2 separate regions of the Homo sapiens genome follow, and region 2 is linked to region 1. The links are chromatin loops, found by intact Hi-C in ENCODE. Cell type or tissue: mammary epithelial cell. All regions are shown on one strand. Each heading gives the region's core, and the rest is flanking DNA. Links, peaks and the distances in the headings are about the cores only. Region 1 overlaps GRM8 (glutamate metabotropic receptor 8). Region 2 overlaps GRM8 (glutamate metabotropic receptor 8).

Region 1 (15,817 bases), core at 2,618-10,617:
TTTCTGAGAATTTCTAATGACTCTGAACATTAGGAGATGGTCTCTTTCACAATGTTTTTATTTTTTATTTTTTATTTTTTTCTAAAAATTGAAAACCTAAGGCTGAAATAACTTTCAAGATGATAGCTGTGGTTCTTGTCCAGGTAAGCATTTTCTCAAAGCCTTCCTCAGAACACTGGTTCTGCAGGCTTTTAAGTAGCTACTATATATGCATAAAAAGGCTTCCTGGTCAAATAAGTTTAGGGAATGTTAGGATAATTGTTTTTTTTTCTATTTTTTTAAGACCTCTTGGAGACTTTAATGTGCTAATATACTTCATGACTGACAGAGAAGTGGGTATTAGGTATACTTTTTAATAAGTTGTTTTAACTACGAATTCCTTTTTATTTGAAGAATATTTATGGAACCAATATTCCTTAAACCTACTTTGAGAAATGTTGGCTTCCATTGAATTTTCCATCTAAGTTGAATTACATATTTATTAACTCGTTTGATCTTTACTATAATTCTGTGAATTAGGTACTCTTTGAATGACCATTTTATAGAAGAGGAAACTATGATTAACAATAAGTTGCTTATTTAAGTTCATTCAGCTAGTGGAGACATAGCTAAAATTCAAAAGCATATATATCTGATGCCAATGTTCGTGCTTTCAGGAATACCGATAAATGGAAATCAGGCAGAAGTTGATGACTGATTGGATATGGGAGACCAGGAGATGGTGGAGCTCATGATCAATCTTAAGTAGACGAGAATGCAGAAGAAAGAGATTTTAGGAAAAAGAAGAAAGCCTTAAGAAGAAGATCACATTTAAGCTAGATGGATCTAGACTATTCTGGACAAGGGACATGAAGATAGGAAATACCAGGGGTAGAGAATGGATTGCACAAAGGCAAAAAGAGGGAGTCTTGGAATTTTCATGAAAAACAGAGGGACTAAGAAGAGAAATCATAGAAGTCCTATTTAAAAAGAAAATTTTGGAGTTTGGATTTCAACTTGGAACATGGCTTTTATCCGATAACTATTATCAGTCACTACTCTAAGGAAATAACCTGATGCCAGCTGGACATTAGGAAGATTAACTGTATCAATGTCTATAAAAAGATGGCCCTCAGAGAAAACCATCATTTAACAGTGCTCTTTGGCCATTTGAATTATTAGTGAATAGGCATGTATTTAATTTATAACTTACTGAAAAAAATTTAAAAATACTAATTTGTTCTAACCACAACTTTTTTTTTTCATATGGGATAAGCACGTTTTCTTTTTACCAAATATCCTGATTTATTCTGTAATATTTCCTTAATATTTATCTGATCTCATTTTAAGGAATTTAGGGACCTTTTAAGGGAGATATATCATTTCAAAATTTACTTAGTAACCTTTTCTATAACATTGATTAACAGAGTATTAAATAAATATCTTATTTAAGTTAATTAGTTTTTACTAATTCCTTAAATGCCACAATTTTGCATAGGTGAATGAGTTAGTGGACAAATTTAGAAGACACTGGGGCTGAGCTTTATTTCAGTTGACAAATTATGGACACTCCTGGTGCGATCTAGAAGAAAGGCAAGTAAAAATTCCTTTTCCTAGAATACCAACTACTTTTTCCCTTCTCATAAAAACTTTATAAAACTAGTTGGACAATGATGACATGTTCTGCCTGCATCAGAGCAAAGCCTACTTGTCAGGTCTATTGCCTGCCATGGACTTATTAAATGTCACTATTCCAGTGTTGAGGCTGATTCCAGTCAGCATGTTACTGCACTGAAATCTTTCCTCATATGTGAATCGAAAGTTCCTATTATATAGAGATTCTTAGTTTATAGAAAGTTTTTAAAGATCAAAAGAATTTTTTTATGTGAAAATACTTTGAAAACTTCAAAATACTATAGAATTGTTGGTTATTATTTATGGGAGCCATAGTCATTTTGTATAAAGAATACCAGTCACAAAAAGTCACATGAAAAGAACAGAAAACAAAATTCAACTTTGTCCTTTTTTCCTGTTAGAGAATTTTTGACATATTTTGAAGTGTAAATTTAGTCCTAATTGGATTTGCATACATTTAAACAGAACCAAACTTCTAATATTTTGTTTTCTCTAACTTTTGTGTCTTTCTTTTTCTTTTATTTTGTATTTTTAGTGGGAGGAGTAGAATCCTTTACCTCTACTTAGAAAAATACCATTTCATACCTACTTTACGTAAGATAATGGCCATGAAAAAGTCTGGTACTATTACTGGCACACAGAGTAGATTCTCAGTAAATGTGGGTTAAATGTGAAAAATTTCCTTGTAGGGTTATGACAACAAGGTTGTCACCCTTGCTTCAAATGGATGAGGCCAGGATGGGAAGAGAAAAATAGGTCTTTTTTAAGTTCTTTTTTTTTCCTCTTTAAGTTTAATAATTGTCCGATAGCTAATATCTAATGTAAAATACTACTAAAATTAGAGAACTGAATTAAAGACCAAATTAAAAATGGTGATTTTTATTAATGTGCCTTTATACAGCCTTCAAGTAGACTTTAGCACATATCTTTAAAGCACATAAAAGATAGCTGCTTTTTGTAACTGGAGCCCCTCATCCTTCTAGAGTACACCTCTGCAGCATGACAGCCATCTGCTGCTGCTCCCTTAGTGGCTGCCCCTAAACTGCCCAGACTCTCTAAATGTTGAGTGGAAGAAGAGAAAGGAACAGCTGTTCGGGAGCTTTGTGGCTGCCTCTGCCCTCCTCACCACCTGGCAAATGCACAGCTCAGCTCATGGAGCTAGCAGACACACTAAGTCAAACTGTATTCTTCTCCACACCACTTGCTCCTTCCTCACATAAACTACTAATCTCCTTTCTGCCATCTTTTATCCTTCTCTTTTCTGTTATTTCCATTCGATCTTTAGGATGCTAAGTGGAAATGGGATAGGGAGACTGAACAGCTGTATCCAGAGAGGACAAATTGTATCCTGTTTTCCATCTTACTATTTTTATTACTTTAACCAAAAATTCTTTAAAAAACCTACATGTCAGAAATATATGTAAATACATAATTTCATAGAGTTTCCAATCAACCCATTATGATGGGTATTGCTTTTTATATGTAACAGGAAAAATATGGATATAAGACTAGTAAGAGTTTCTCACTTTAGTCTTCTCTTTAAAAAGAAACATCTTTGCTGCCCATAATCAGACTGATGAATGAGAGGGAGAGTCAGGAATCATTGAAATCAGTTTGATTGATTTACACTAAAAACATAAGAGAAGGAAATGAATAGATTAGGAGATGAAAAGGAGGGAATAGAGAAAGAAGCATGGGTTGGGTTTGGTGGGAGATTTTAAGAGTTATGAAAGAAGAAAGAGAGTCTTTGGGGCAGCTGCAAAATGAGAAAGATACACATTAAAAGAGGCGAGGAGAGAGAGAGAAAAAAAATGCTTTGAATTGAGAGGCCTTCCACGGAGAAAGCATGCTCAAGAGGGTACAAAAAGGCTTTTAAGAAATTGCATTGGGTTACATAGAGATTTATCTTTTGGCATTGCTGAGAAATTTCAATTAATACTTAAGTTGCTTTCGAATTAGTTTTTGATGTTTAGACATTATGTTATAGTTCCATGAGGCAGCTGAGTTTTCTGTGGTTACAGTACTGGAATGTAAAATGTCACATCTACTTTTTTTTTTTGGAGTAAATCATCATCTAGGACATATATTAGAGTAGAACTTCATAGTGTTTTACACTTTGGAAATTTCACAGAAATTTGTATTTCGTTGTCCTTGAAATATTATACTAAAGTTAGAGGGAAATTTTGTTACTACTCTGAGATTAAGAGTAGCCCTTTGGGGTGATAATCTACTATTTGGTATTGGATTACTAAATGGATTATTTTTAAAGTTAGTGTTAAATGATTACACTAAATCAAGACTTCTAGGAAGTTCCTTTAGGTAACTGCAGATTGGAAATTGGCTTTTCAACTTTATCTCCCAAGATGTCAGCTATGTTAAGAAACGAGATACCATTCAGGATGGAGGAAGGAGATGTGGCACCCATGCCTAGATTGGGTGATAACCTAAACCTCTGCTCTCCTGACTGTGGTTTTATCCTATGGTTAGACTTAGAAACCACCAGTACTCCTAAGAATTTAAGGAATTGATGGCCAAGTTTGGAAAAATAGGACTGTGAGTTATGGATAAAATTTCCCACTGAAACAGGACAGCTACGATAAGCTTTGGAGCCATTGGGTTGGTAGTGAAATGAATGATTACATGGTTTGGCTTTAGGATGTTTTCCTGGAGTCAAAAGCTTGCACAACCTGTGCTTTTGAAGAAGACAAGAAGACCACCTCACTGACCTAGAAAGGATACAACAGAGTCAATGGGGGCTGTAAGTGTAAGTCTGGTTTATAATTAGACTTTGATAGTGAAGAGAGAAATACCCACCTTTGCAGTCAGACTGGAGCTCATTGACATTTTGAGGAATAAAACTCAGGAGCTCAGGATCCTCACTGACATTTTAAGGAATAGAAAATGAAAATACCAAAAAGGTGGGAAGAGAGAAAAAGAGATGAGAGTCAGTCAGTGTGGGCTGATAGAGGATTTCTGTAGAGGTTTAACAGAAGAAAGAGATTTAAGGATAGTTGCAAGTATTAGAGATATTAAAAGCTGGGGGCCGGGTGTGGTGGTTTATGCCTCTAATCCAAGCACTTTGGGAGGCCGAGATGGATGAATCGCTTCACCTCAGGAGTTTGAGATCAGACTGGGCAACATGGTGAAACCCTGTCTCTACAAAAAATACAAAAATTATCTGGGCATGGTGGCTTGTGCATGTAGTTCCAGTTACTTGGGGGACTGAGGTGGGAGGATCACTTGAGGCCAGGAGGTGGAGGTTGCAGTGGGTGGAGATCACATCGCTGCACTCCAACCTGGGTGACAGAGTGAGACCCTGCCTCAAAAAACAAAACAAAAAACCAAAACAGAACAATACAAAAAGTTGGGGAAAATGACTTTTTGTTTGCTCTGTGCTGTGAATTGAGTCTTCTTTTGCCATTTGTGAGTGACATCAAGAAATATTTTAATCACTTCTCAAAATGTTGGTGAGAATTTAGTTTTTAAATATTACATAATGCTGGGCCCTGTCTACATGGGGCATTGACTTTGCAGATGTTAAACATATTTACAGATGAGGAAACCAAAGCTCAGAGACTAGAAAGGGCTTACTCATGACTCTCCAGCTATAGCATTTGACCAATACTAAAGCTGTTTGCATTACACAGTGGTTGCCTCCATCAGCCTCCATCATGTTTCTTGTTAGTAACCATTCTGGGAGAAGAGTGGATGAGAGCTAATAATTGGGTGATGAGAGAAATATATTTGGGTTCAAGACCAAAAATTGCACTTGGAAGTTAAGTTCTCAAAATAAGAGAGACACAAATATAAGAAAGAAAGCAAAACTCATTATACTGCCTTAGGAAATACAATTTTTTTTTAGGGGTTGGCATCTCACAAATGCGAGAGTATCACAGGCTTACAATTTCAAAAAACAGTGTGTATGTAAACAAGGATAATGTTTCTGAGTTCCACATTGACATCTGATTATTCAATTATGTTGGTTTGGTTAAATTTTTTTTCTTACCTTAAGTTCAAAGATACAACTCATGAGTCAAGTAGCAGATTTTATTTTATTCCCTATAGCAGCGGTCCCCAACATTTTTGGGACCAGGGACTGGTTTCATAGAAGACAGTTTTTCCATGGACTTGGGGTGAGAGGGATGGTTTCAGGATGATTTAAGTGCATTACATTTATTATGTGCTTTATTTCTATTATTATTATAATACATTGTAATATATAATGAAATAATTATACAACTCACCATAATGTAGAATCAGTGGGAGCCCTGAGCTTATTTTCCTGCAACTACAGAGTTCCATCTGGGGGTGATGGGAGACAGTGACATATCATCAGGCATTAGATTCTCATAACAAGTATGCATCCTAGATCCCTTGCATGCTCAGTTCACAATAGGGCTCACACTCCTATGAGAATCTGATGCCTGTGCCGATCTGACAGGAGGCAGAACTCAGGCAGTAATGCTTGTGCTGCTCACCTCCTGCTACGCAGCCCAGTTCCTAACAGGCCACAAACCGGTACCAGTCTATGGCCTGGGGGCTGGGAACCCCTGCCCTAGAGGATCTGTTGTCTACCCTTATAGTATATGGTTGCTCAAAGTTAACTGAGGGAAAAGGAATCACCAGAGAATTCGAGCCAGTTCTGAGACAGAGCTTGGAATTCAATAGGGCTGACAGAAGACTGTGAGTCATGTTATACTACCCTTGCCTAATAGAGTCAGTATTCATCAGGGAACCTCTTCACAGGAAGTGCTGAGTCCACACCTTAACAGTCAGGTCGATCAATGGTATCAGATAGTAGATGTAGTCTTGGGGCCAGTCTGCAAAACAGTCTAAAAAAAATTAAAAGGAGCCTGTTTCTAAAAAAAATAGTACAGTGTATTCTGTGAGTGTCTAATTAAAAAGAAAATGAAAAAGAAGTGGAATGTTAGTTGCCTTGGGGGATTTCAGATCACAAAGCACTCAAAGACTTAACTCTGTAGAAAAAAAGCAAAGTGAAGAGAGAGTTGGAAAACACATCTGAAGATTCAGGTAGTAAGATTTCAAACCTCAGTCCTGAAGATGTAGCTTCATCACTGACCGTATAATAGGTGGGAAAATCCCTAACTCCTTAGAGATGACACATCCAGCATTGGAATGTGTTATGATGAATACATGGTTTTCCAAATTCATCACATTCTTTTTTAATATCCCTTTAGTCTCTGTTTACAGACTTACTGGACTGCTTGCCAAGCCTGCAGTCAGTCATGCTGGAACTCTCTAAGGTTATCTAAGAGCTGTATTATATTCCAGCCAAAATCAGTGGAGTTGCTTATCTCCCACATTGATGAGGAGTTCAATGTTCTGCCAGTAACTATAGTAATGGTTTTGATGTAATGGTATATTTATTAAACCAATAGCTATGGTTCAGTGTTGGAACATTGAACAAGCCTCATTGGCTGAAGCCAGAAATGTGCATTTCTTCTCCAGGGTAGGTGGGTGATGGTAACAGTGTCATTTAAAATGGTGTTTTAAGTTTTACTTCTTAATTTCTTTTGAAGTTTTTATTTTAGAAGATTGCTTTAAGTCAAAAGCAAGAATATCTGATTTCACTTCTCCAGACCTTTGGACCTCCTTAGAGAGGCAACCTTTTTGAATTGTTTGCAGTATTTTTGTTAATAACTACAAGTATTATACCTCAACTTCTTCATCTATTAGGTTATTTTCTGAGAATGTGATAAGAAAGGTTGGAATTTGAGGATGGGCATGGTGGCTCATGCCTGTAATCCCAGCACTTTGGGAAGCCAAGGTGGATGGATCACCTGACTCTCAGGAGTTTGAGACCAGCCTGAGCAACATGGTGAAACCCTGTCTCTACTAAAAATTCAAAAATTAGCCAGGCATGGTGGCACACTCCCTGTAGTCCAAGCTACTTGAGAGGCTGAGGAAGGAGAATCACTTGAACCCGGGAGGCGGACGTTGCAATGAGCCGAGATAATGCCACTGAATTCTAGTCTCAGTGATAGAGTGAGACTCTGTCTCAAAAAAAAAAAATTAAAAAATAAATAAAATGAAATAAAGGTAAGAATTTGTTTACTTTTGCTGTCTTTTATACCCTCTTCCCTCCCCAAAGCTTGCTTTGTATATTTTTGAGATTCTGATTTTTCTTCTAGTAAATTTTGTGGCCCCAGAAAAGTATACTTAATCCTCTATTTTTGGTTACAGCTTTTTGACATATATCTTGACTCCCTGTTTCATTAAAAAATGCTAAAATATATATACTTTGCTCTACTATTTCTTCTCACATATACAACTTATTTTTTGTTTGTTTGTTTTGAGCCACACTTTTACATCATCCCATTGTGAACACTGGCATTCTATCCTGTGAGAATAATAAAATTTTCTTTTTCTTTGTTCCTGGGTTGACTCTAATAGGAGAAAACAAACATTTACATTATGATGACTGTGTAAACATTATTTAAGTTCTGGACTAAGATTCCATTTCCCACTTCAAAATATCTGACACCATAAACCTGGGGCCATTTAAAAGAGGATGTTGCTGGCATCAAGGTCACCTGAATTGTCTTCTCTTATATTCAGTCTATCGCTTAACGTTCTAATGCATTTTTACTTGCTTTATATTTAGATTTAAAAAATTTTAATGTTGTTTCCAATCATCATTCTTTTAGTTTTTCTTGCACCGTTTGTGGTTATGCATTCTCTCTGTGTCTTTCTCTGTCTTCATTATCTTTGTGGGTCTTCATTCAACCCCCTTAGGATGTCACTTCTGTACCTCTGTGTCTCCTTGTTTTCAGCTTTGCTGGTTGCTTTTTAGTTTACCATGAAACTACCCTCTTTCTCTCCTTTCTCTACCATTCTGGGATGGAATATCATTTCATGGATTCCAGGTTTTCCTCCTTCTTAGTTTACTTCTGCATGTTTGGAGTGCATCCTAAAAGAAATTCCCAGGATAGGTGCAAAGGAAGGAAGTTACCTCAGAAAATGTCTTATAGATAGCTTTATTCTGGCTTACATTTCAATTGATAGTTTTGTTGGATTTGGAAACAATAATAGAAAATTTTCCATCAGAACTTTAAAGGTATTACTTTGTTATTTTTAGTACCTAGTATTGTCAATAATAAGTCAAATACCTTTGTAGGAAACTAGGGGTAACTTGGCATCCTCCAGCATTCCCTGTGCAGAGCAGCCATCGGATGTTGTCATGTAGACATTCATGTCTATCTATCAGCATTGGAATATTTCTTTGTATTATTTTATAGATATTATACCATACAAATCTTCTCTGGTCTTTATTTTTTGGAATTCTCTTAACCAAATAATACTCTGTGGGATGATCCTTTATCTTGCTAACACTGTCTCTCATATTTATCTTTTTGCTTTATGCATTCTACATGTTCTCAATTTTATCCTTTATGTTTGTATGTATGGTTGTATTTTCCTCTCTAGTCTCTATATTACTTATAACTTTTAAAAGTTCATTTTCCTTCTTTGGAATAATTCAGTGTCTTCCAAGACCAGAGAGTTTCGTTTTATCTTCTGTCCTCTCCTGCTATGTGGTGGTACATGGTTTAAGACATTCCTGGGGCCAGGTGTGGTGGCTTATGCCTGTAATCCCAGCACTTTGGGAGGTCGAGGCAGGAGGATCACGAGGTCAGGAGTTCGAGACCAGCCTGGCCCAACATGGTGAAACCCCATCTGTACTAAAGATAGAAAAAATTAACCAGGCATGGTGGCATGCATCTGTAATCCCAGCTACTCGGGAGGCTGAGGCAGGAGTATCACTTTTACCCAGGAGGCAGAGGTTGCAGTGAGCCGAGATCATGCCATTGCATTCCAGCCTGGGTGACAGGGTGAGACTCCATCTCAAAAAAAAAAAAAAAATCCTGTATATTTGGAATTGGTCTCCTCTGCTGCTATGAAAAACGATTGACTTGTTTTTGCCCTAGATTTCTGATCTGAAGGGGAAGGCAGCCCAGGGATTCAGACTCTATGCAGATCAAAGGAGAGTGGGAAATACTTGTTGGCAGGCAAAGAGGATATTTGTTCCTATGGGAAGGGCCAGCACACACACTAGAAATCTTACTATTCCCAGAATTTTGTTCATTTTCTTAAAGAAGAGCCCTCTGGTTTCTTGCCCAGGGGTAAATGCCAGTTGAGTGGGATGGGTCTCCCATCCTTGTCCTGTATATAGATCATCAATGGCTCTGTAGTTAGACTCTTTATTTTCAGTACAGTATTTAATCTCATTTAAATCTCATAAAATCTAAATTACTTCCTATCTCTGTGTGCTGTGTCTCCATGGGGTTCCCTTTGGGAAAATAGATTGTAATTGAAGCTGTCTTGCAGTATATTTCAGTTTGTGAATTTTCTACTTATTTTTATCTATCAACCTATGGACTTCTACTTTATATTTCTGATATTTATTAAAAATTTCTTGTATTAGTAATGATTTCCTTTACATTTTGTATAATTACATGATCTCTAATGACTTTATTCTCTCTTGCATACTTAGACTGAGAAGGGCTCTGGAGCGATGAACAGCAAGTCATGAGCCAGGTCCTAGGCCAGCTGTGTCAGTGTGGTTTGAAAGTGACCTCATGCAATGTTGCCTCATTTATGAAGAGGGTAGTTGCCTGTTGGTTATGCAGACAATTAGATTTAGAAAAAAAGTGACAAACATCACAGAAATGGTATTTGAATATCATCACAACTCATTCTGCTGACATTCTGAATATATGTTCTGAAAAGCCAAGGTTTGGGGATCTCAACTTTTTGGGGTATTTATGAAAGAAGATGTGAATCAACTAGACACCTATTTTCAGAAAGAGTCTTGGATTGTGTTGTTGCTCTTTCCCAAGTCTGGTTTTCCTGAGCTGGAGTAGCCAGGGGAAGTGTCATGGTAATTCCTATGGGTAGGGGTAATGGGGGGAATGCCAGAGAATGCTCCTGAAATTTTTAGTAGTTTTATAATTTAGTGTCAGTGGCATACAGGTAAAGGAAGATGTTTTTCAATAAGTCTTCAACCTTCCAATAAATGGGTGATGGGACTAGTGCAAAATTATTCATTGTTACCACTTATAAAAACTTCTTTAGAGACTTCTTGTCAGTGGGTGGATTGCTGTCTAGGAGTACAGGAGATATTTTGAATTTCTAATGTCTAGTTTATTTTATATTCATACAATGAAGTAGGCTATTGCAGCTGGAGTGGCTTAATGCTTTGAGCCCTAAAGTTATAATTTAAGAAGTATCCTACCTGACAGATGTCTAGGACCCATATCCCACTTCATGCTCACTTATGCAAGGATTTTTCATCCAACACTGTTCTACACTGTCTCCCAGTGGGGAAGTACAGGTGAACTGAAATTACAAATGAAATTACAGAAGGCCAGAACATATGAATATGTAATATAGAGAGTGGGCATAGGGCAAAGTATTGATTGAAAATAAACAAGATGAGAAGGAAGTAGCTAGGGAAAAGAAAAAGGCAATAGACAACAAAAGAAAATATCAAGTTAGTTTAAGAATCAAGGAAATTAGAAAACTTGATGTAATCTGGAGCCAGGGAAGAGTTACAGTGAAAATCAGAATGTTCTGGTCATGAAATCCATGTGGATAAATAATAGACTCAATTCAGGTGACTATGGAGAAAGAAAATTACATCTTATGGGGATAAGTTGTTCTTCAAGCCCTCGTTGATAACTCCAAGCATTTTTAAGGACTGGAATTTAAAAAGGATGATGTCTAAGAATGATATTGTTTAGATGTGAAAAACTGGCAGACCTAGGATTGACTTAGGTGCCTGTAATTTGCCTTTCTGTATTCAGCTTAGAGTTCTAACACCTTGCAGCTGATAATAGAGTAGATTTTCTTTCTAAATGGATGAGACTGCATTTTTGGATAATTTATATTGCTGGCAGGATGTGGGAAAAGACACGCTTTACCACACATTACTGAGAGAAACCACTTGGCCCCTTCTATTGTCACAGCAAAACTGATGAACAGTTCCTACAGAACGCTTCCTCCCTGAGTTCTCCATGTGGTTTCATTCCAATTTTAGTGACTCTGTGCTAACACTGCTAGAGAATTACTGGTGTGTCAGTATTTGACTGGCAGCTCTGATGTGGACACAAAGTGTCGTTTTCTTCCTGTAGTAGAATATAATTAAAAATAAAATTCACTTTCAGCATTTTTGTTTCTTTTTGAAGAAGTTCAGTATGTCTTGGGGGAACAAACATGTGGATACATGGAGCCTGTCATGGTCATTAAATACCCAGGTTGGAAAGTACCTCTGTGCAAACAATAGTTATGTGGCACTTTTGCCAGCTTCATTTTAAGGAACAAATTAGAGAAACATTGGCTTGTGACTACATTATGTAAAATACAAAACAAAACTAGAGTAAGAAACTACCCAGTCTTTAGATGGCCCACTGATTTGAGAGGAGAAACAAAATTTTTCTTGTTAGATAGTTGTGGATCTTTTGTGTGTTCATTGGAGCAGCTAAACTTTGGGGCATAAATGGAAAGAAAACAATTTGAAGAAGTATAATAGAGTGGAATTTTGAAAAGTCTTCAGAGTATGGGGCTGAATCACTGCTGTTTAGCAGGTGATTGACAAAGGCATTGTTCTTCTCTGGTTTATTTATTCAGGATTATGTATCCTGATTGTTTTTTCTTTTTGATTTTCCTTGCAGTAGTATCAACCTTGATAGTGATTTTATAGTTGCTCAGTACGTTTCATCTTGGCTAGATCCCAAATCCCTTTGAAATGATTTCCAACTTATTAAAGAGCTACAAACAATTGTCACAATGCTGAAGTCACCAAATAGGCTCTAGCAGCACCCTTTGTTTTGATTTAATTTTAAGATTATCAAAATCTTATGGAAGAATCATTCCCTTTATTTTGTAGCTTGATCAATATTTTTAAACTTTAATGTGGTCATTTATAATGAAAATGAAGGACAACATAAATTTTTGTAGTACTTTTTATCAGTTTAATGATCTGCATATAAATTTAGGAATAATCATTTACTTCAAAGTCAGTCATTTAAAAAATCTTCTCAACTCCCAATTATATGAAGTTTAAATAATAGTCTGCAGAGGTGAGAGACAGAGGGAGAGAGAGGGAGGAGCTCTGCAGTTTTCTTGGAGAAATGTAACCTAGAAACCCAGATGTTTTGTATGCTAATCAGGTAACCCTAAATAACTTAGTTTTAAAGACTTACATCAGTTCCGAATTACCTGTGTTAATAGAGTTTTAAAATATGAAAGTAATGGCTTATGTGGAAATATTTTAGTTTTGGAATATATATTTTTCTTTCTGTTAACGTAACTATGGATATGTTTGATATCTTGAATGTTCACTTTAAACAGAATATTGAATTCATGTTGGGAAGGTCTAAGTAAAGAGGAGGCACATACACACTCCTGAAGCTTCCTTCCTTCTTTGCCTCATTATCTCTGTTCTGTTTTTCTTTCCAACTTTGAGCCCCTCACTAAAACTAATATAAAACAGTAGGCAAATGTCTTTTCTTTTTATAATTTTAACTAGTTTACCAAATAATTTTAATTTGTTGGAGATATAAACAAGATATTATTTCTTCCTTTTCTGTCCTGTAGAAGAGTTGAGTGCAGATTCCATAGCTTTCTGATAATTTTTGGCTATTAAAATTAATTCACCATCATTTAGGACAGCAATCCTCATATCCTCTCTGAAGCTTACCCCTTACATCCTCCACTGTAAACTAGAGATGTTATTTTGTCCAATCAAAGTATGAATGAGGACTCATGGGCAAGGATGATGGTGGGTCCAGGGTTGATAGTCTCTTTCTGGATATAACATCTTATTTTTGTCTCTTTATAGCTGGGTGGGAGCAATGAGGATTTATACATGAGACCAAGTTCTTACCTAACCGGAGGCTTATCAGTAATGGGGAAATATCTTTTTATTTTATTTTATTTTTTGCACCAGAGAGCTAATTTATTTACCACTAAAAGCATACACAATTAAAAAACTGTTGTATTATAATTAAAAACACTTAACATGAAATCTACCCTCTTAACAAATTTTTTATTATTTAAGTTTTAGGGTACATGTGCACAACGTGCAGGTTTGTTACATATGTATGCATGTGCCATGTTTGTGTGCTGCACCCATTAACTTATCATTTACATTAGGTATATCTCCTAATGCTATCCCTCCCCCCTCCCCCTACCCCACAACAGTCCCCGGTGTGTGATGTTCCCCTTCCTGTGTCCATGTGTTCTCATTGTTCAATTCCCACCTATGAGTGAGAAAATGCGGTGTTTGGTTTTTTTGTCCTTGTGATAGTTTGCTGAGAATGATGGTTTCCAGCTTCATCTATGTCCCTACAAAGGACATGAACTCATCATTTTTTATCCCCTTAACAAATTTTTAAGTGCACAATACATTATTGTTGACTATAGCTACAATGTTGTCCAGTAGGTCTCTAGAGCTTATTCATCTTGCTCAATTGAAACTTTAAAATGTTGATGAGTAATTTCTCATTTATTCCTGCCCCCATTCCCTGGCAACATCCATCCCACTCTCATTCTATGAATTTGATTATTATATGATTCGACTCATATAAGTGGTAACCACCATTCTAAACTTAACTTCTATGAGACCAACTTCTTTAGATTCCACATAGGAGTGAGATCATGCAGTATTTGTCTTTCTGTTACTGGCTTATTTCCTTTAGCTAATATCCTTAAGGTTTGTTTATGTTGTCACATATTGCGGAATTTCCTCTTTAAAAAAGATAAATAATATTTCATGGTATTTATGCATCTCATTTTCTTTTCCGTTCATCTGCCAATAAACATTTAGATTGTTTCCACATCTTGACTCTTGTGAACAGTACTGTGGTGAAGATAGGAATACTAATATCTCTTTGAGACCCTGATTTCAATTCTTTTGGATAAATACTCAGAAGGGAGACTGCTGGGTCATGGGGTAGTTCTATTTTTACCTTTTGAGGAACCTCCATGCTGTATTCCATAGCGACTACACCATTCCTCATTTCCACCAACAGTGTGCAAGGGTTCCAGTTTCTCCATATGCTTGCCAACATTGGTTGTTTTTTTGATAATAGTCATTCTGACAGGTGTGAGGTGATACCTCATTGTGATTTTGATTTGCATTTTCCTGATTATGCAAATCATCAGGAAATAATGTTGAGCATTTGTTCTCATAGCTATTGTCCATTTGTAGATCTTCTTTGGATAAATGTGTATTCAACTATTCTGCCTATATTTTAAGTTGGGTTAGTTTTTTTGCTATTGAGTTGTAGAAGTTTCTTACCAATTTTGAAAACTAACTCATTCTCAGATATATCACTTTCAAGTATGTTTTCTGATTTCATAGATTGTCATTTTACTGCTTTCTTTGCTCTGCAGAAGATTTTTGGTTGATGTAGTGCCTCTTGTTTATTTTTGTTTTCTTCGCCAATGCTTTGGATGTCAAATTCATCAAATCATTGCCTAGATGAATGTCATGGAGATTTTCTCCTATTTTTTTCTAGCAATATTATAATTTCAGGTCTTACATTTAGTTCTTTAATCCATTTTGACTTGATTTTTGCATATGGCAATAATAAAAGTGCCAGTTTTATTCCTGTGCATGTGGATATCTAGTTTTCCCAACACTATTTGTTGAAAAGACTGTCCTTTCCCCATTGTATATTCTTGGCATCCTCACTGAAGATCATTTGACCAAATATTCACAGATTTATTTCTGGGGTCTCTATTCTGTTCTATTGGCTTATATGTCTGTATTTATACCAGTACCTTATCATTTTGATTTTTGTAGCTTTGTAATATATTTTGAAATCAGGAAGGGAGATGCCTCCTGCTGTGTTCTTCTTGCTCAAAATTGCTTTGCTATTTGGGTTCTTTTATAGTTTAATATAAATTTTAGGATTTTTTCTACTTCTATGAAATTTCTTTGGGATTTTGATAGGGATTGCATAGAATCTGTAGATCACTTTGAGTAGTCTGGCATTTTCACAATATTAAGCCTTCTAATCCATAAATACAGGATGTCTTTCCATTTGTTTGTGTCTTTAATTTCTTTCATCAATATTCTTTAATTTTCAGTATATAAGTCTTTCATCTCCTTAGGCTTATTTCTAGGTATTTTTATTATTTGTGATGCTATTGTAAGTGAGACTGTTTTCCCAATTTT
Region 2 (15,817 bases), core at 3,453-11,452, 130 kb before region 1:
TTACTTCACATATTTTGCAGTGAGAACACAAATTCTACTTTTTATGGAGTTTTCAAGGGTAGAATACATTTTATTAACTATATCACCATGTTTTACAATAAACATCTTAAAATTTAATCTTCCTGTCTAAAATTTTGAATCCCCTCACCAACATCTCCCCAACTGCTCCCCACATCCTTCGTTTCCCAAGTATTCCAGCCCCTGGTGTAACCACCATTGTACTCTCTACCTCCATGAGTTCAACTCTTGTAGATTCCACATATAACTGAGTTTATGAGGTATTTTTTTTGTGCCTGCCTTATTTCACTTAATGTCCTCCATGTTCATCCATGTTATTGCAAATGACAGAATTTCCTTAGAATAGTACTCTACTGTATGTACTATTCAGCCTCCATATATATATATGGAGCTCTCTCTATGTGATATATAATCTATATATGATATTTTATATATATAGAATCATATATATAGATATATACATATCACATTTTCTTCATCCATTTCATCCATTGACAGACACTTAGGCTGATTCCATATCTTCACTATTGTGAATAATGCTGCAATGAACATGACAGTGCAGATATCTATTTAATAAACTGATTTCATTCCTTTGGAAATACACCTAGTAGTGATTTGTTGGATCATATGGTAGTTCTATTTTTAATTTTTTGAGAAACCTCCCTACTGTTTTCTGTAATGGTTACACTAATTTACATTCCCACGAACTATGTACAAAAGTTTCATTTTTCCACATTTCTGACAGCATTTATCTTTCATTTTTGATAATAGATATTCTAAAAGGTGTGTAGTGATACCTCATTATGATTTTAATTTGTATTTCTCTGAGGATTAGTGATGTTGAACATTTTTTCATATACCTATTGAACATCTGTATATCTTCTTTTGGAAATGCCTATTCAGGTCTTTTGTCCATTTTTTAATTGGATTCTTCATTTTCTTACTATTTAGTTGTATGAATTTCTCATATAATTTGAATATTAGATATGTGGTTTGCAGATGTTTTCTCTCATTACATGTTGCCTTTTCATTTTGTTGACTCTTTCCTTTGCTGTGTAGAAGCTTTTTAGTTTGATACAGTCCCACTTGGTATTGTTTGCTCTTCTTGCCTGTGCTCTTGGTGTTCTAGCCAAAAAACCATTGTCAAGACCAATGTCAAGGAGATTTTCTCCATGTTTTTTTCCTAGGCTTTTAATGGTTTCAAGTCTTACATTTAGATCTTCAATCCATTTTGAGTTGATTTTTGTGTATGGTGTAAGATAAAGGGCAAATGTCTTTCTCATGTAGATAGTGTTTCAAATGTAATTTATAAAAGAGACTTTCTTTCCTTATTGTTGAGTATCAGTTGACCATATATGAATGGGTTTATTTCTGGGTTCTCTATTTAGTTCCATCAGGGGGCTGTACCTTTAATGCGTTGAAACTCTAGAGCCTAGCGTAGACCTAGAGTATAGGAGAAGTAAACAAATCTGATGAAGAAAAGAAAGTCTAGTTAAATGAAGCATTGTCTAATACTATACACCCCCTTCCCCACATACATACCTTAAGGCAAGATACAATTTGCTTAATGAACACTCTCATGCCATTATAGTAGTCATCTTGTTTCCAGCTGGCTTACAACTTGGACTCCTCTCTGAAATTCTGAAAGTCAGTGTAGAAACTTTAGCCTTATTTAAAAAAAAATACTTGTACACAATAATAGCTATAGTCTTTTTGTGGAGGTGAAAGTTAATCTACCTTTGTTTCTCTGGTGAGCCATGGTAGGTTCCTGAGCCAGGGGAGCATTGTAATAATAACAGTGTTTTAGGATTTCTTTTTTCATTAGACATTTAAAAAAAAATAGAGATAGGGTTTTGCCATGTTGCCCAGGCTAGTCTTGAATTCCTGGACTCAAGCGATCTGCCCACCTTTCCCTCTCAAATTGCTAGGATTACAGGCATGAGCTGCGATACCCAGCCAGGAATATTTATGTAGTAAATATGTAGAAAGTAGATTGTCTTGAAGAGAGAGCAGCTATAAGGTGGCCAGGTAGGCATGAGGTAAAAAGGACTAGGACCCCAGTGAGCATTTTGTCTACCTTTGTGGTAGACATGGCAGATACCAGGTATATATTAAAACTATTGAATAAGGAGGACCATTGAAAATAACATGTGAAGAATTCACATAATGCTTTTTGAAACCAGACTTACAGTATCTTATATTATCTGTGGCTGTAACTACTCATGTTCACTTTTTCCTTTAGCATGAATTATTAGTAAAGGCAAAACATTCTGCATTCTGAGAGTTGACCTAATGTGGTGATCATTTTATGTGTTAACTTGACTGGACCACAAAGTGCCCAGGTTAAACATCATTCTCAGCATTTCTATGAGGGTGTTTTAGGTTGAGATTTACCTTTAAATTGGTAGACTGAGTAAGGCAGACTACTCTTCCTAATGTTATGGGCCTCATTCATACGGTTGACAGCCTGAATAAGACAAAATGGCTGACCTTCTCCAAGGAAAGATTTCCCCCCACCTTACTGACTTCAAACTGGGACATTGGCTTTTCTCTGCCTTCTGATTTGAACTGAAAAATAAGCTCTTCCTGAGACTCAAACTTACTGACCTTTGGACAGGAACTAGACCATTAGCACTCCTGGGTCTCCAGCTGGCCAACTCACCCTGTAGACCTTGGGATTTGTCAGTCACCATAATAATGTGAGCCATTCTTTATATCAAATTGTATTTATTATAAGGAATTGGCTTATTGGTTCTGTTTCTCTGGAGACCCCTGATTAAAACACCTATACTATAGATTTTTAAAATCTACTAGGCAATTTCTCTCAGGTTTACATGGATATTGAAACAAAGAGAAAAATTCAGATGTTACTTGCAAGCATCTTCCTACTAAATAAATTTTCCATGACATTAAAATTAATATCAACCATGGCAATTATGTGTTCTTTCCTCTCTTAAAGTAATGGTACTTTTATCTAAAATTCATTTCATAGTGATATATTTAATGATTACTTGGGTCTTCTTTACTTACATTAATTAGGCTTTAACAAACCAGACAGCCCATAACATAATAAATAGCTTGAAATTAATATAGTGAAAACTCATTAAAAAAACTCTTGGTTTCTTAATTTACTGCTGCTCCTGAATAAATATGCTCAGATATTTTTATTTTCTTTTAGTGTGAATCATTTCAACTTAAAGATTAGATGTTTAAATATTTTGAGGCTCTCCAATGTTTTCCAACAGTGAAAAATCTTAACAGTTTTACATCTCTTAATGACTATGAGTTCAAATAACACATTCATGATAACCTGTTAGTTTAATATACATACATGTTAACCTATGTATATTAACCTAACTTTTTAACTGATTACATATTAGTTTCATATACGTCCATACATATATATTTGTTTAGGCCTGTGCACAAATATATGTACACACACGTACACAGATAGGCTTGTCCACACATAGATCTATGTATATTCTCTCTGTAATTATTTCAGACAAACAAATATATTTAAGTGGAGATAAAATGTTTGTTTAGTGACTTACATAGCTACTTTTCAATGTATGGCAATCATAACATCAACCTCAGCCACAATGGTATTGATGATTATGATTATAATGATAAAACTTGCATATGTAATGGGCTTAGCAAGTTTGTGCAGCAAGGAGATTGGCAAGATGGCCCATGGTATCCTGCAATGCTAGGATTATATTTATAAGAATAGCAAGTCAGCTTTCCAGATAGTAATTATAGCAAAGTAAGCAGACTTCAACTTATAGTCTCAGGGCTACTGATTATTGGGGAACCTGCCCCCGATAGTCATGTAGGTTCTTTTCTATTTTCCCTAAGCATCGGCCGGATTGAGAAATAAAGGGACAGAGTACAAAAGAGAGAAATTTTAAAGCTGGGCGTCCAGGGGAGACATCACATGTCAGTAGGTTCCGTGATGCCCCTCAAGCTGCAAAACCAGCAAGTTTTTATTAGGGATTTTCAAAAGGGGAGGGAGCGTACAAATAGGGTGTGGGTCACAGAGATCACGTACTTCACAAGGTAATAGACTATCACAAGGCAAATGGAGGCAGGGCGAGATCACAGGACCACAGGACAGGACGGGGTGAAATTAAAATTGCTAATGAAGTTTCGGGCACCATTGTCATTGATAACATCTTATCAGGAGACAGGGTTTGAGAGCAACCAGTCTGTTAAAAATTTATTGGGCGGGAATTTCCTCTTCCTAATAAGCCTGGGAGTGCTATGGGAGACTGGGGCTTATTTCATCCCTACAGCTCGACCATAGAAGACAGCCAGACCCAAGGGTCCATTTCAGAGACCTATCCTCAGGGGCGCATTCTCTTTCTCAGGGATGTTCCTTGCTGAGAAAAAGAATTCAGTGATATTTCTCCCATTTGCTTTTGAAAGAAGAGAAATAGGGCTCTGTTCCGCCCGGCTCACTGGTGGTCAGAGTTTAAGGTTATCTCTTTTATTCCCTGAACATTGCTGTTATCCTGTTCTTTTATCGAGGTGCCCAGATTTCATATTGTTCAAACACACATGCTCTACAATTTGTGCAGTTAACACAATCATCACAGGGTACTGAGGTGACATACATCCTCCTCAATTTATGAAAATGATGGGATTAAGAGATTAAAGTAAAGACAGGCATAGGAAATCACAAGGATATTGATTGGGGAAGTGATAAGTGTCCATGAAATCTTCACAATTTATGTTTAGAGATTGCAGTAAAGACAGGCATAAGAAATTATAAAAGTATTAATTTGGGGAACTAATAAATGTCCATGAAATCTTCACAATTCACATTCTTCTGCCATGGCTTCAACCAGTCCCTCCATTCGGGGTCCCTGACTTCCCCCAACAACTGATCAGAGTTGAAAGAATATAGGAAACATATAATAAGAGGGTTGTAGACGTCCTGACAGTCTGACTTAATCATTTGCTGGTAGTATAGGTAGACAGAAGTCGTCCAGTTCTTCCTGGGCCTGAGGAAGTGTTCGTGAATTTGCAGGTAAGGACAGGGTCTGTGGTTGTAGGGTTAATAGAGGGAATGTCTGATAGGCTTTGGTAACAGCCAACATAAGAAAGAGGTGCTTTGGTGGCCAGGTGTGGTGGCTTAAGCCTATAATCTCAGCACGCTGGGGGGCCAAGGCTGGAGGATTGCTTGAGCCCAAGAGTTTGAGACCAGACTGGGCAACATAGCAAGACTCTGTCTCAAGAAAAAAATTTTAAAAATTAGCCAGGTATGGCAGAGCACACCTGTAGTCCTAGACACTTGAAAGATTGAGGCAAGAGGGTCGCTCAAGGCCAGGAGTTTGAGGCTGCAGTGAGCTGTGATCATACCACTGCACTTCAGCCTGAGTGATAAAGACGAGACCTCGTATAAAAAACGAAAAAGGTGCTTGGATGCACTGTGCTCTGAGGTTTTGTTTCTGACTCTTATGTTAAAACGTCTTGACCCTAGGACCTGGTTTAGATGAGGATTTCCATGGAAAACTGACTGTTCCTTTGCAGATTCTTATTTATAAAACTCTCCTTGTCAAAGTCTTTTGTCTGGTTTGCATCTCAACTTTGACTTGTGCAACCAAAGATACCCAAAAACAAAACGAAAACAAACTCTTGATGCTTCAAACATATGTTTATTCTATCCTATTCGTCTCTGTTTTAATGAATTACAGCACATCTACCTTCTGATCTAGCTGAAAGCCAAGAATTTAATTCCTCCTTTTCCTCACCCCTGCTAGTACTACTGACATAGTCCTATACTAATCTTCCTGCTTTAATTCCTTTTCTGCAAGGCATCTAGTCTAATATTCTTAAAACTAGATCATGCCTGATTGAAACTCCTCAATGAATTCCCAATATACTAGGAAAAATCTGAACTTGTCTCTCACTGACATGGCCCTAATCAGACTCCCACAGTGTCTCATTTTCCGCATTCCCACCTCTTCATTCCTCCAGCAACAGTGACTTTATTCTTGTGGCTTGAACGTGCCAAGTCTTTTCCCAGCCTTGACCCTGTACGCTTGCTATTTTCTCGGTCTGGAATTCTCTTCCCCTTATTTGCCACATGACTCCTTTTCATTCTTTAGGTCTTTATCACTTAGCATTCTGTGACAGATAACAGAAACCACTCCATTTTAATCAGAAGGGAACTTAACATGGTAAGTTAGTGCTTACAATTTTTTAGAAGGTCTTGGGAATAGCTCTTGATGTGGAACTATTCCAGACTCCAAGAACACCACCACAGAACTGGCCCTCTACATCTGCCTCATCAGGAAGCTGGGGAGTTAGAAGACTGCTGTCCCAACTGCTGGCTTCAGGGTTGTACTACTATAACCATGAGTAGGGGATCAGGAAGTGGGGTCAGAACCATTACCTTCAGGAACACATCTTATGTGCTGTCTGACAATAAGGAGACTGGACTTCTGTGCCAGTGAAGTAGACACCTTCTCTGCCACTGCGTCGTCCTTCTACAGTTTAGTTCTGAATCAGTGCTTCGCATGAGTATATCTGGTTGTCTGTGTCTAAATCCAGATCCCTAGCTGCGGAGGAGGATATGAAACATAGCTTTTAGCTTTCCAGTTTCTGGAGTACAAGAAGGTATGCAAAATGAGGTTGAAACAGATGATGGTCTGCCAGAAGGCCTCCCCTCATTACACCTGTCCATCCCATGAAATCCTATTATATCATCCTCTTTATTCCCATAATAGCAGTTATTGTAATCTCTATCCTTTTTAATTTGTTTTTCATTTGTATACTGTGTGAGTCTTCCACTGCTGGACTGTAAGCTCCACAAGGCAAGGGGCTTTCCTCACTTATGCAGGACTTGGCATGTGCGAATGCTAGCACAAATGTGTTGCTGAATTGAGTTGAATAAATGAATAAATAGAGCCTGCTTATTATTTCTATATTCACTAAACGACACTCATTGGTCTCTGACAAGATTCCCTTTTAGTTGGGGTGACCAAATAACTTGTTGTTCAAATAGGGACACTTCGGAGAAAGAAATGGGTAGCATGATTAATAATTATACTAAGACAGAAGGCATGACATGGGGCTGTCTAAAGCAAACCAGGCATATAGTCATTAACTCATTATAATCACTATTCTCTGACAGACTTATCTTCTTAGGTTGCCGAAGAGGGATCCAGATGTCTCTACCCTGGCCAACTCTTTTTACTCCTTCATTTTCCAGTAGTTGGGTAAGAATTTTGGTTGCATGGACTATAACAATAGTTTTATACTTCTTGTAGGATTTCTAAAACTAAAAAAAAATTCTCACAATATTTTACTATCTAGACTATTTGAACTTGATTCTAGATCTTGTAACAAAAATCAAAAGCAGGGTTCTAGTGTATGGTTTTCCAATGTCATTTTAAGTAGGTTACTCAGCAATCACTGGGAGAGTTTACTAGAAACAGATTTTTAAAAACATCTCTCTTGGAGCTACTGATTTCTTTAGAGGAGCTCAAGAATCCATTCCTTGTAAAACTACCAGTGAGTATGGCGCATGGTTAGATTTAAGAACCATGAGATAAGAAGCGTCTGAGCCCTCTTCTATATTTGGTACAAGGATTAATAAGTACTTTTAACATATATAATCATTGGCATTAACTACGATAAAAGCTGTAAATGACTCAGCAGTGGGAACTGACAGGCTACTGTGCTCCAGCGTGCAGGATGTCTGTGTGATGTGATGCATGTGTTTGCAATACAAGGCAGCCCACCCCCAACCTTCCGGGCCTGCAGCTGAGATCAACTGTGACTAACCTGATTCCAAAACTAGCTGACTCATTTCATTGCTTCCTGTTTCTCTTATTATACTTTGAAGTGTTTTCAGTGAAGAGCCTAGCACTCTGCCCAGTGTACTGTAAGTGCTTGGTAATTATTGGTTATATATATATACACACATATATATATACATTTATTAAAAGAAGGAAGGAAGAAAAGAAGGAATGGAAGAGAAGGGGAGAGGGAGGGAAGGAAGGAGGGATCAAGTAATGAGGCAATATGGTAAATATAGTAGAGAAACAAATTTACTGTTCTTTATCAGGATGCAATTTTAGGAATTTAGGATTTAGGAACATAAACACAAAGTATCTTGGGAACAGGACAAAATTATGTCCTCTGTTGTTTCAGATGACTTGTTAAAAACTGAAATTTTGTTGCACTGGTTTTTACACATCTGAGTGCTAAGGTAACTGCTTGTTTGACTGAATGTAACTTAAAAATATATGTAATGGACATTTTTTATTTCTTTAAATGGTGTAACAGGTTGATGTGAGAATGGACCTGCTCAGGGTGAACTAAATTGGGACTGGAGTCCCAATTTATCACCCTCATCAAATTATGTAATTTATTTCTTTCAAAATATTAAACTTTAAAATACAGATTATAATAACATTTATTTTAGGATTATGAGAATATGAGAATCAAGTGAGCTAATGAATGAGAATCATTGTTTTGAGAATCAAGTGAGCTAATGAATGAGAAAGTTCTAGGAAATATTTTAAAGTGAGATTAAAAAAGATTACTTGCCCTTTTCACTGAAACAGGTTTTCTTAAAAATCAATCATTAATAACTAGAATATAGAGGCATGCTGTATTCAAATCTGTTGCAGTCTTCAGCCTTATTTTCATTATATTGAGTTCTTGATTTCTTGATATATTTTGCGTCCAACATGGTTTCTTTCAGATACCAGTATCTGAAAGAGCTTTTTAATGAAATAGATTTTTAATATTCATTCATTGTCTAGATATTGTGAAATTGCTGTTGTTCTATACCAATCTTAGACATAATACAACCTGCAGTTACTGATGTGAAATTGAATGGAGAAACTTCATTCTGTAAAGTTGAATCAGTGATTAAAATAACCCTATGAACTATCTGAACAGTGTGTGTGCCTTGGTTCTGGTTTTCTTCTATCTAATTGTAGTCCCAATATCAGTTAACATCCTCCATCTCCCTGTGCAGTGATGCTTACTTACTCTGAACAGATGTTATAGTGACTGGAAAAAAATCAGTTTATCCATCAATAGACCTAGATCTCATATCTCCTAAAAATGTACTTTCCATCATTCTCTTTTGAGCCAGTATTTATTATTGTCCCAAAAAATGTGCATTGCAACTGGAGAGATGCAGCCAGCTTAGGCAAGCATGCCTCTAGTGGGCTTAGGGCATTTCTGGGCCACTCTGTCTCTTTATCTGGAGGCTGGAAATGATTGTTTGACACACACCAAAGGGAGAACTTCATCAGACACTGAAAATGGTACCTTGTAGCCTGCAAAAAAATACTTCCCATTGCTCCAGGGGTGGAGAAAAGTAAAGATGCAGAAACATAAAAGTCAAAATCAAAATGTAATAGAAAAATGAAAGAGGAAATAGAAGAGGAAGGTGATAAAAATAATGTATGAACTGCTTTTTTATTTAGCAGTCTTATCAAAATCACAGGGGATTTTTTTGTCTGTCAGAGTCTCAAATCCTTAGGCATCTCATGAAATATCATGAATTTTCAATGTGCTTTAAATTTTACATTTTTGAAAGCAAGAGAATTTTCTTACATACTGCATCAGTCCAGCAGATAAAAACTAGCACAACAGAACTCTTATAAACTTATTTTTGTCGAATTCACTTCTTATAAAAGCAGTATAGTTACAATTGAGGGAAATAATGGAAAATGGCTTTGCTGTGAATTTTGATGGCTTTGTTGAATCTTTAAATCTAACCTCATTCCGTCTATCATTAGTCTTTTCCTTTCATGCCTTTGATGGCAATCGTGTTTTACAGATGAACCCATTAATTCACTGGGAGGTTAAGTGATTAGCTCTGCCTGGCAGTCAGGTGCAGGGTTAAGATTAGATAAAAGTCCCTCAGGGTCTAGTGATTGCTAAACTTTGAGGACAGTGACCCTCCTTATTATAAAACCAGACATTCAGAAATTATCTAACAGCTTCTTTCACCACATTCCAAAGAAAGTTTATTTACCTTTACAGAGAAAGTGCCTATGATGGTTTTAAAAGCCAGGTTGCTAGAAAGACACTTTCTCCTCAGAAGCTAATATAATTTAGAGAGAATTTCTTGAGAGAAATATAAATGTATTTCAATTTATGCATTGCCTACATAATTAATAATAAAGTAAGTATTTTTTTGGCTTGTTAATATTCCAGGCACCCCAACAAGCTCTATTGGGGTTACGAAGGTATGCAACTCTTAGAACCAACCCACACTGAGTCATTCATTGTTTTGTTGCTTCATTCATTCATGACAGACAATTCATTTATGACAGTTGTTAAATTTATGAAAAAATAGCTTGATTAGGAAAGGTTTCACGGTCTAGATTGTATCAGATGGATAAAATGTTAACAGGCACAGAAGTGTGAGTCATTCCAGGTATAGGAAATAACATGACAATCTCCCTCCTAAATAAATCTCTGTGGTAGAAAGACATAGTAACATTTAATGAGTAGCACACATGCACTGATATGCCTAGAGCATTTTGTAATATGTGGAAAGTAATTTTAATATAAGTTAAATATTTATAAAATACATATTTAAAAGATAAGCATCATTTTTTCTTCAATTTTGTGATTCATCTAGTTTTCTGTAAATGGTAGAAAATAGAACAATTCTATTATATTCCAATCCTTCCTCCACAACCCTCTCAATAAAATTATAACAAAGAACAAGCCACTACATAATTCCCCTTCCACTTACTGTAGAAGAAGAACAACTCTTAATATTAATTGTGAGGGTTTCACCAGAGTATTGTCTAATTAAAGATGACCAGAGAAGCGGCAGCCTCAGAGACTCCTTTAATTTGACATCCTGAATACGTAGCATGTTTAAGAGTAGTTCTCAGGGGTAGTTCCACAATCTATTCCATTTGTATAAACCTCCAGAACTTCACTGAGACAATAGGAGTATGTAAAGGAATAACTTGCTTCCATGAAGAACAAATATTTACTGCATTTGCTTGCATTGTTTCTCAACTTTTTAGTAAATATTTTATTTCTGAAATGAAAGAACTGTTTTGTGCAAAAATTCCTTCAAGATGCAGATTTCAGTGAACTTGGGGTTCCAGCCATTGCAGCCTTGAGTATAATTTCCACCTGAAGGTTGAAGAGATGTGAGCAACACTTAGGCACCCCTTCTATATTTTCAGCAAATAGTGTTTTTAATGCTTCTTTGTTCTTCCCTTGTTAAATCTTCAGATTAGTAACTGCTGATTAATGCCCCAAAGAGAAGGGATTACAGGCAGATAAGTATTGCATACTAATTTCCTTAAATTTGGGGATGGGCAGAAATATGGAAAGATGTGAGTAAATGTTATAAACATTTCAAAAGAAAAAAAAATGACCCACAATGGGGAGATGTGTTAATGTGTTGTCCAGGCAATAAAAGTGCATTACTTTCCTTCTTTTATTGTGTATATTTAAGGCATACAACATGATGCTTTGATAAATGTATATTACATATATATTTAGTGAAATATACTAAGGTCAAGCACATTAACATATCCATCATGTCACGTAATTACCTTCTTTTTTATTTTTTGGTGGTAACAGCACCTAAAATCTGCTGTCTTAGCCAGTTTCTAGTATATAATACAAAATTATTAGCTGTAGTCCTCATGCTGTACATTAGCTCTTGAGACTTACTTATTTCAGTTGTTTATGTAACTGCAACTTTGTACCCATTGACGTGCATTTCTCCATTCCCCATCCCCTCCTTGTCCCTGATAACCACTGTTGTACTATCTTTTTCTATGGGCTTGACTTTTTTTTTTTTTTTTTAATTCCACACATAAGTGAGAACATACAGTATTTGTCTTTCTGTGCCTGGCTTATTTCACTTAGCATAATGTCTTCCAGGTTTGTCCATTTTGTCACAAATTGCAGAATTTTCTTTTTTTTTTTAAAGGCTGAACAGTATTCTCTTTTGTATATATTATGCATTTTCTTTATCCATTCATCCCTTGAGGGACACTTAGGTTGCTTTCATATCTTGGCTATTGTGAATAGTGCTGCAACGAACATTGGCGTGCGGATATTTCTACAAGGTGCTGATTTCACTTCCTTTTGGGTGTATAACCAGAAGAGGGATTGCTGGGTCATATGGTTTCACTTCCTGGGTGGAAGCCCCCCAGTTTTGAAGGCCTGTATTCAGTAAACTGTCTACAATAATCCCATCTGAGCCTCCTTTTCTTCAGCCTCTGTCTGTCTTTGTTTTGGCATCTATCTTCTCTGATTTGTTCCTTCCCACGTCCCTTCTCCATTGCCAGTTCCTTTTAGCCTCAGCAAATAAACATGTTCCAGTTTCTTATTTCATGAGAGAAAAGTAAAAATAAATAAATAAAAACACAACCTTTAAACCTTCTGCCTCTCTCTCAGTAATAGTTCCTTAAAGAAAGGAGGCTTCCATGTGTTACCACTGCGTCATTATCCTCAGCAAACTAACACAGGAACAGAAAATCAAAGACCGCATGTTCTCACTTGTAAGTGGGAGCTGAACGATGAGAACAGATGGATACAGGGAGGGGAACAACACACACTGGGGCCTGTCAGGAGTAGGGGGCAGGGAAAGAGAGAGCATCAATATCAAATAGCTAATACATGCGGGGCTTAATACCTAGGTGATGGGTTGATAGGTGCAGCAAACCACCATGACAGACGTTTACCTGTGTAACAAACCTGCACATCCTACTTATGTATCCCAGACTTAAAATAAAATGCATTTTTTCAAAGAGTTTTTGTTTCTTAAATTTTGCATCCAATTCCATGCATCACTCACTTCACCCTAGTCCCAGCCCTGTGTATCCACTTGTGCATTTCACAGGTAACTCAAGCTATTTGTATTCTACCTTCAATCAAGCCTTCTTTCACACTGTTACTCCCTGCTTCTGTGAACGTCATCACATTTTACCTGGTTGTAAAAGCCAGAAAGCTGGGTTGCCTTCACCCTTTTCTTTATCCCTGTCTCTCCAACCTTATAATCAGTGATCATATGTTGCCTCTTATGGCTCTTTAATATCTTTCTTCAGAAACACTCTCTCTACTTAAGACCCTCCTCATTTCTTTCCTGAATGGCCAAGAATTGTCCTCTAACTATTCTTTTGTGCTAATGTGTCCCCCGCCCCATCCTTCTCTGTTTTTTACGTAATTGTGGCCAGAGAAATTTTTCTAAAATGCAAATCTGATCATACATCCTTGACTACTTAAAGTCTTTCAATACCTTTTTATTGGCTTAGCATAAAGTCCAAAATCCTTAGCAAGCCGAATAAAAACCTTAATCATCTGGACCTCCTAAGCCCTTCATTTTACTTAATTGTCACTGACCAATTAAGACCTTTGCTGAAATACTTGCAGGGAGGTAAATAGGTTATTTCTCACAGCATTGGGCCTTCTAATATGCTTTCTTCTGCCTGAGATTCTCTTCCTGTAAAACTCAATTCATAGGGCACATTATCCAGGAATTCTTCTTGATGTTTACAGTTTCAGCTAGGCAGTCATTCCATCTACTCCTTGTAATTCAGTACTTCCGTTTCATAGCTGATACTGTTTCCTGGTCAGCCTGGTCTCCATGCTATGAGCTATTTGGAAACAGGGACCATATATTTTAATCTTATGTCTCTAGTACATTATACAGTTCTTGGAAGAAAGTAGGTATTTCCAAATGATAGAAGATATCAGTATGGAATATTATTCTTTTCTCATTTTCTTCATAATAATAACAGAATTCCCTTTAAAAATGTTTTAATATATTACTAATTTAGTATTTTGATGGATCAAGATTTGGCTATCTGCCTAGAAATAGTTTTTCTCGAATATAGGCATCTCAGTCCCTCCCATCTCTATTCCTCCTCTGTTGGAAAAGCCACCCATCAATGCAATCCTAGTACAAACTGAGATGCTTAAAAATCATGATATTTTATTCCGAGGATATCTATGAGGCAAGACTGGGGATGCAGGGAAAGAGTAGTTTAACAACTGACAGGACCACTTACATTCTGTTTCTCCATTCTTAAGCTCAGACCCCCAGATACATGTTAGAATCAAGGCATGAGACCATTGTTGTTGGCCACATTAAATGCCTCTGGCTGGACTTGGAGCTGAACAAGAATTGCATGGACATCTAGTCCAGACAAGGAGCCTCAAGAGACAAACGTATCTCAAGGTTCTGACTGACCTAGACTAATATAATTTAATAGCAAATGCATGAAAGCGTCATTAAATGTAACTAGTTTTGCCTAAGCAGAACCCAGAGGAGAAATGTAGATCTAAAATAAGACTTAGTATATTTCAACACTCAAGAGCTTTCTTGATCACTTTAAGGCATGCTAACAATTTTCCATATGTATAACAGTTATAAGGCAATTAATGGAATATTTTGCAAATCAATTGCAAAAAAGAGAAGAAAAAAATTGAGTAAGTAACAGCTGAAGTAAAAAATGAAACTGCTATAAATATAGATAATAGCTTCCATTAAAAGTGTCTTCCAACATTGGAAAGTTTAATCACAGTTACACTCAAATCATTGGTTACACTCTATTTCACAGTTATCCAGCTTGGGAAAATCTATGCACTATTAAACATGATAGGTTCAATGTTTTTTATAATATCTGGTCAGCAGTGGAAAATTTTGTTAGCTAATTTCATTAACAAGTTTCAGTTTCATTTAATTCTAACAATAATAATTAAAAAGCAAGTACTATGTTTTAGATGGTGCATGTCTAATCTGTAGAGGGGGAGGAATTTTTCTAAATGTAGAGGAATTGAGTCAGAATCACATAGGGAAATATAAATAGACCTAACTATTTATATTTAGTTAATAAATATAACTATATATAGTTTAGTTTGTTTTCTTATAAATAAATAAGAAAAACATAGTTGGGAGAAATATTTGCCTCAAATATAAGAGAAACGTTTAATACGTTGAATATTTATAATGGTCATACAAATTTCTAATGACCTATCTTAAAAAATCTTAAAATAGCAATTTACAAAGGGCATATTCCAACAATTTATGAAAGAAACTACATTTGACTGATACATTTATGAAAATGATTAAGACTTAGATGTAATAAATGAAACATAACTTGAGACATATTTTTCATCTTTTGAAATAGAAAATACTTTGAGAAGAAATATTTTGGATTGATAAGAAGGCACAGAGATCAGACTACTATTTTATATGCCCAGCAAAAGATTAAACAAACTATAAAACAAAGAAAACTGTCTAGAAAATAATTCGGCAAAATATTTTCTTCTTGCTCTTTGGTTCAGAAACACTACTTCCAAGAATTTTACCCTAAGAAGTAATGTAAAACTTTTAGAAAAAGTATTTGTACCTATTTTAAAAGCTTTTTATGTTAGAAAACAAAGGATATATAAATGTCAATAGATTGGAATATAATACAGGCATTAATATTGTTGCTTATAATAATTTAACAAAATGAGACCATGCTAATACACATAAACTGCAAAGCACCTACATGCTGTAATGTATTGTACTTATATACACCAAAACACTGAAAGAAGAATGCTAATTCATTACAATGATCATCTGTGGTTGCCAGTCTTATTGTTAATTATTATTGTTTTCTTGTATTTTTAAAATATATTTTTGATTTTTCATAAGGAGCATTTATTATTTTCATAATCAGAAAAAAGCATTTCTAATAAAAGAAATTTGGTTGGAAATGTATCACAAAGGAATAATAATGTTAGTATAACACTGCCTATTACCCACTAACCTCAAGCAAATTAGTAGATTCTTTGT

What was found. Peaks named below come from ENCODE experiments on the same cell type or tissue, not always from the same donor. Only the 100,000 strongest peaks of a DNase experiment are listed, where the experiment ranks them.
Region 2: a loop joins it to region 1, with 3 times the contacts of the local background. A loop is called at or near these places in 3 of 110 quality-filtered maps.

Annotation. Positions count from the first base shown.
Region 1 is chr7:126,565,421-126,581,237 of GRCh38, reverse strand. All of the region lies in intron 8 of GRM8 (glutamate metabotropic receptor 8), which reads left to right. Among named protein-coding and RNA genes, the nearest start is that of MIR592, 480 kb to the left of the region's middle. RefSeq lists an enhancer at 5,893-7,092. In mammary epithelial cell, for the core only: no CTCF peak of the experiment used is centred there; DNase peaks (open chromatin) are centred at 6,307 and 6,737; H3K4me3 peaks cover 302 bases; H3K27ac peaks cover 2,192 bases.
Region 2 is chr7:126,693,181-126,708,997 of GRCh38, reverse strand. The region is part of intron 7 of GRM8 (glutamate metabotropic receptor 8); the gene reads left to right. Among named protein-coding and RNA genes, the nearest start is that of MIR592, 360 kb to the left of the region's middle. RefSeq lists enhancers at 6,276-6,325, 7,658-7,977, 7,054-8,253, 12,177-12,246. In mammary epithelial cell, for the core only: no CTCF peak of the experiment used is centred there; DNase peaks (open chromatin) are centred at 7,767 and 10,357; H3K27ac peaks cover 2,436 bases.